Regions from separate parts of the Homo sapiens genome. Here region 2 is linked to region 1. The links are chromatin contacts, found by Hi-C or POLR2A ChIA-PET in ENCODE. All regions are on one chromosome and are shown on one strand. The core of a region is the stretch at or near the end of the contact, and the rest is flanking DNA. Distances in the headings are between cores, read along the strand shown. Region 1 has its middle 23 kb from the start of LINC01063. Region 2 holds the start of MELTF-AS1 (MELTF antisense RNA 1).

Region 1 (2,887 bases), core at 287-2,786:
TTTTTTTGTTTATGGTGTGAGGTAGGAATTCAACTTCATTCTCTTACATGTGGATATTCACATGAACTATAATCTGTTCAATCATTTCTCCTTTACTGTTATTTTCTTCTGAGGCTTTTAAAAGGGGATATATTAGAGACCCAATGTATTGTCTCGATTGCCTAGCTGATGTCACATATTTTTTACTTGAAAAAATGTCTTTATCGTGTTTACTGCTCTGTCTTGTGTTAATTCACAAATTTTCTCTTTGTGCTCAGTATGGAGTTTATTCTATTAGATTTTAAAAGTCATTAAACATATGTCATGTTCGTAAGATTTCTAACCCATTTTTTTCTCATTTAAAAATAAACTAATGAATTTACTATTTTTGAATATGAAACATAGGCACACAGCACAGAATTCAAAGAATAAAAAATACAATGATGAGGTTATTGGCTTTAAAAATATTTACCTGTTCTTGTTTCATTTTTGTTAGTTCTTGTTTCATAACTTTGTTATAATGTGTGTTATTTATAGAGCTATAAGTGTGTGTGCAGGGGGAGTTGGTAGAAGACAACATAGGTCACAGCCTGTGCAAGGAAGAATAGTGGGAGACAGAAATAAAGAGGTAAGTTGGGGTCAGTTTGTGGACTTTGGAATAAAAGGGAAGAAAACAGTTGTCGAAGAGTATGAAGCTTATTATCTTAGCCATGTAGTCTTTGAATAATTTTTTTACCACTTAATAAACATTGTGCTTTAAGAAGGCTAAAATGCTTCAGATATACCAAAGGGAGGAGATGGGTAGTCTAGGCCTCATTAAAAGGCTTCCATCTCAGGTGGGTACCCAACCACCTTATACTTCCTTGACCCCTTTTCACAGGCCTGTATGCTGATTATAAGCCAGACGTTTCAGACATTTTGTGAAAAGATTTTAGTGTCTGGCTATATTTAAATGCTCTGTTTTATCACTTACCCTTCAAAGTCCCCTCCTCTCCTGCCCCTGATGTGGCCACTCTGAAAGGAGTCCCTCTCCCCGGGATCCAACAGTGTTCTCCCAGCAGGGGGCAGCAGCGGCACATGTCAGGTGCCCAGGGGAGGGTGGGGTGCCAAGGGGTGCCCTGTGGGGAGGAGCTTGCATGAGGAAACACATGGAATGGAAAAAGTAAACTAGTTCCTCAGTCCCACTTCAGAGTCAAACCCGCACCTGTGGTGAGTTGAGCCACAAATATGTTTTCTCTAAAGCTGGCAGCCGTTTATTTTGGAAGGAGGAAGATGCACTCAATACTATTGAGGACCTGGCTTTTTTTTCTTTGCTTTTTCCTAATTTCTTATCCTCTGCTTCGGCCATAAATGTTCTAGTTTCTCTCACTCTTCTCTTTCCCTTCCTTCATGTCCAACATTTTCCCATTTTTTTCCCAATGGTCAGGAGTATAGGTCTGGCCAAATAATCACCTTCTAGTAATAAGAATATTTCTGGAAATAAGAAACACAGCATAAGGGAAGGGAAAAGCTGGTTGGCTCCCCCAGTTCCTCACCTACCCCAGAGGCATCACACTGATCTCCAAGACTATCATCACCCGGAAGGCAAAGGCCTCTCACAATTTCTTACACATCTCTATGTTCCCCACTCACTTGCTAGACTGGATGAGAACATAGACACCCACCTGCAATCTGGTCTATAGCTTTGTCCACACCCGCATGGCATGTGGAGAAGGAATGCCTGGGGGTAGGACCTGGGGGGCTGGGGATCAAAACACTGTAATGAGGGGTAGTTTTGCAGAAATCCCCAAAAATGTGATCCTAGGACCTTCTCACTGCTTCTCCCTGAAATCCACTGTTACAATGCCCTTATACTATCTCGGTATCTAGGTGTACCACAGTAGAGGCAGCGTGGTAACTGTGTGACCTCTAACCTAGTCCCACCATGGCCAAGGTGACAAACATGTACATGGGAGTTTATCATCTTGGGCGTGGTTGAACTAGGTTAGAGGTCACATAGTTAATTTTGGGCAAGTCACTTGCCTTCTCTGGGCCTCAGTTTTCTTTTCTTTTTTTTTTCTGAGACAGAGTCTCACTCTGTTGCCCAGGCTGGAGTGCAGTGGCGTGATCTCAGCTTACTGCAAGCTCCACCTCCCGGGTTCATGCCATTCTCCTGCCTCAGCCTCCCGAGTAGCTGGGACTACAGGTGCCCACCACCATGCCCGGCTAATTTTTTTGTATTTCTAGTAGAGACGGGGTTTCACCGTGTTAGCCAGGATGGTCTCGATCTCCTGACCTCGTGATCTGCCCGCCTCGGCCTCCCAAAGTGCTGGGATTACAGGCGTGAGCCACCACGCCCGGCCCTCAGTTTTGTTATCTATAAATGGGTATTAATAATGCCTTTCATAAATATCTCACAGAGGACGGGCGCAGTGGCTCATGCCTGTAATCTCAACACTTTGGGAGGCCAAGGCTGGAGGATTGCTTGAGGCCAGGAGTTTGAGACCAGCCTGGGCAACAAAGTAAGACCCCATCTCCACAAAAAATAAGAATTAGCTGGGCATAGTGGTGCATGCCTGTAATCCTAGCTACTTGGGAGGCTGAGGCAGGAGGATCCCTTGAGCCCAGAAGGTGGAGGCTGCAGTGAGCTGTGATCGTGCCACTAGACTCTAGTATGGTGACAGAGTGGCGCCTTGTCTCTAAAATATAATAAAAATAAATACCTCACAGACGTGAGATACTCAAGTAAGATAATAATGTGAAAAGTTTGCATTTATGGTGGAGTGTTTTTAAAACATTATTTATCATTACTAGCTCTTTTTCAAGAGCACTTTGGCCCTTGTCTCATGGGCATGTTGCTTGAATTTCAGCCAAAGGATTAGGTGTTGGGACAAGTTGGCTTAAAAACATCTTTTAAAATTTATTTTAA
Region 2 (2,871 bases), core at 202-2,701, 390 kb after region 1:
GGGGCAGGGGGCAGCAGAGAAGTTTGCACCCTTCTCTGCACCCATCCACAGAAGGGCAGACACCCCAGAGCCTGATGGGGTGGAGGCAGCTGGAATGTGCCAGGGCAGCGGAGGCCCTGCAAGAGCCAGAGAACCAGTCCAGGTCGAAGAAGGGCGCGGGGGGCCTCACTGACTAGAGGATGAGAGTGGTCCCTGACTGGCTCTTGGAGAATGGAATCTGCCCTTCTCGGTGGAGCAGGTAGGCCTTTGAGTGCCTAACAAAACGAAAGAAATCGGCAGCAGAAGTTTCTATCAGGGTCCAAGCCTCTGCATGTGCTGGCTTGTTTGGCTTTATTTTAGAAACCAACCAACATGTTTCATTAGCACTGACACAGCAGGGGTCCCCTGCTGCCACCTGACAATCCAGCGTCACTTACACTGCACCCACGCAGGCCACACCTTCAATGGCCACGGCACGCTAGCCCAGAGTTAGCCACACAGAAACACACTTCTCACCGCACAAAACTCCCTTTTGAAAAAACCAAGCAATCGTCAGGTCGGAGGAGAATCACTAGCCCCCCACAGCGAGAGGGGACAAAGCTTGGTGGCCGAGGCCCAGGTCCTTGTGGCCCCTCCCGGTGGGGTGAAGGTGCCCGGGACTCCTCGGGGTTGCATGGCTACAGCCGGGGCGCTGCCAGGGCCTCCTCTGCGGCTGAGAGATGGAAGGGATCCTTCCCGACGCCCGCAGGTGGGGGCGAGCCACCGGGAACCGGGCCTGTCACCAGCATCCCCGAGCCCCCGCAGACCGGAATGCAAATGGCTCCGCGCCCACGCGGCTCCCGGTCTGCTGACGAGGGCTGCCTGCTCCCATTTCTTCTCTTCCTCTTCATTTTTTTTAAGGGCTGCCAGTTCTGGAAACTTTTTCTGGCTTCTCAGACAACTGTGGCAAGATGGAGTAGAGAGAGGCCCCGGCCGGGCGCTTTCTGCTGCCTCGCGGAGGGGCGGGCACGGGGAGTGAGGGGTCCCCAGGCCCAGCGGGTGCGGGGCCGGGTGAGGAGACGGAGCTCACCCCCGTTCGGAACCCAGAAGCATGGCGGGTCCCCACGCGCAGCCCTTCAGGGGCCTCGGGAGCCCGCGGCCTGGGTCACCTCCGGCTCCCTTCAGGCGGGGGGCGGCTGCTGCCGCCAGGCTCGGGCGTGGGTGCGGGCGGTGGGCATCCCACGGGGGTAGGGGAGGCGAGAGCCTGAGGAGACTCGGGAGGGGGCCCGTGGACGCGGCTGGCCCGGGATGGAGCTGGCGCGGCCACAGTGGGGGACGAGGCAGGGCACGCGGCGTTCCCCGGGCTCGGCCTCCCTCCCAGCGCACGGGCGGTCGGAGGAACTGGAGCCCCCACCCCGGACACGGTCCCGCGGGCGAAGGCTTCTCCCCGTCGCCCCGGTCCGGCCTCCCTCCCGCCGCCGCCAGCAGAGGCCGCTGTCCCACGCGCCGGGTCCCGTTGGCGCCGGGGCCTCCTGGGACGGCCTGGCCGCGGCCTGCGGGTGTAGGCGCCTCGGCGGCCACCGCGTCCCCAGGGGGCCTCGCGGACGGGGGCGCGGGGCTGCGGGGAGGAGGCGGGCGGGCCCCTCGGGCGACACCGCGGGGCGGGCGGCGGGAAGCCCGGACTCAGCGGTTTCCTGGGCAACCGGCCTCCTCCGGCGCGGCCCGCGCGGCTCCAGGTGGCGGGAGGCGGCGGTTGGCGGGAAGGGCCGCGCGGGCCCGGGGGCGGCGCCTCAGGTAGCAGCGCCAGGTGGCGCCCGTGGGCGGCGGGGCTCCCGGGGAGGCGCCTGCTCCCGCCCACGCCGGGCCCGGCCTTCGCGAGCTTCCTTCTGGATTCCAGCGCGAAGCCGCCGCGGAAACTCCCCGGGCGGGCATCGGAGCTCTGGGGCGGGGCGGCCGGGCTCAGAGGGCGGGCGGGAGCAGGCGGGCGGCGAGGGCGGGCAGCAGCAGCGGGAGCAGGGGCGCCCCGGGCGCCGGGGCCGCTGGGGACGAACGCGGCGGGTCAGGCCCCGAAGCCCGGGCCGCGGTGGCCGCCTCAGGCGCCCGCTCTGGGGTGGGGGTGGGGGCATCTTTCGGGACCGAACTCGCCGCAGCCTCCCTCTTTGTGCTCCTTTCCCCTGCTGCCCTTCCAGATGCGCTCTTTCCAGAAAGGCAGCACACGCATGTCTCTGCCGTGGCCCCAGATCCTCCCCGCGCCGCCGTTTTGAGCGTTCACACTCATTACCCAGGTCCGTCTGGGAGACCCGCCGGGCTCCCGCCCTCCCGGCCCGCAGCCTCCTGGCCAAAATCCTCCCGGGACACCCCACCTGGACTGCTGCGAACGGGCCTCCACCCGCCTCCCCGGACCCGCAGCGCCCCCCGCTCCCTCAGGGTTCTGGGGTGAAGGGGTCTGAATAGCACCAGGGGAGGCGGCAGGGCGGGCCTGTCCTACCTGCGCCCGAGCACTGCTGAGACGACATCCCTTCCAGCGCCGCCACGTAGTCCAGCCCCAGCCAGCCGCGGTAGGTGGTTTTCTCTCCGACAGGCACCGCCCGGACGGTGGCATCCTTGAAAAGCAGGTCTTGGCCATGATAGTTGGAGGAGTCGAACATTTTGAACCCGTTCTTATTGTGGTCGTCTCCAAACAGGTCCTGGAAGCACCGCAGGCAGACGACCTGCTCCTCACTGGGCTCAGGCAGGGTCACCCGCCCAGTGCCGCTAGCTGCAAATTGCTTTACATACAGTGACCCAAAGAGCAAGTCATTTCAGGGCCCCACCACTCTGATTGGAAGTCATAAGCTTGACAACTGATTGGCCTCTGTCACCCAAGCGGGTGTGGGGACACTAGGCCCGCAGGTGCCACTGGAAGAGGCGTTC

Evidence for each region. Hi-C counts contacts between places; a loop is a spot of excess contacts on that map. ChIA-PET counts read pairs that join two places held with the same protein, here RNA polymerase II (POLR2A). Pooled maps may share reads with other maps.
Region 2: a loop to region 1 is called in a pooled map, with 5 times the contacts of the local background. The contact joins the promoter of MELTF-AS1 here to the enhancer-like site in region 1. A Hi-C loop is called at or near these places in 6 of 50 pooled maps. POLR2A ChIA-PET finds 5 or more read pairs at or near these places in 2 of 52 experiments (activated naive CD4-positive, alpha-beta T cell and activated naive CD8-positive, alpha-beta T cell).

Annotation. Positions count from the first base shown.
Region 1 is chr3:196,608,420-196,611,306 of GRCh38, forward strand. No RefSeq gene overlaps it. Among named protein-coding and RNA genes, the nearest start is that of LINC01063, 23 kb to the right of the region's middle. Within about 2 kb of position 1,537, at least 7 of the 41 ENCODE cell types and tissues checked have a DNase peak (open chromatin) inside an H3K27ac peak, as active enhancers do.
Region 2 is chr3:197,001,455-197,004,325 of GRCh38, forward strand. MELTF-AS1 (MELTF antisense RNA 1) reads left to right here and starts at 1,452. Exons shown (of 4, transcript NR_038285.1): 1 at 1,452-1,519; 2 at 2,148-2,516; 3 at 2,643-2,871. MELTF (melanotransferrin) reads right to left here. Exons shown (of 16, transcript NM_005929.6): 15 at 2,447-2,645; 16 at 286-1,997. The coding sequence ends at 1,918. RefSeq lists silencers at 951-1,030, 1,181-1,970, 2,011-2,410.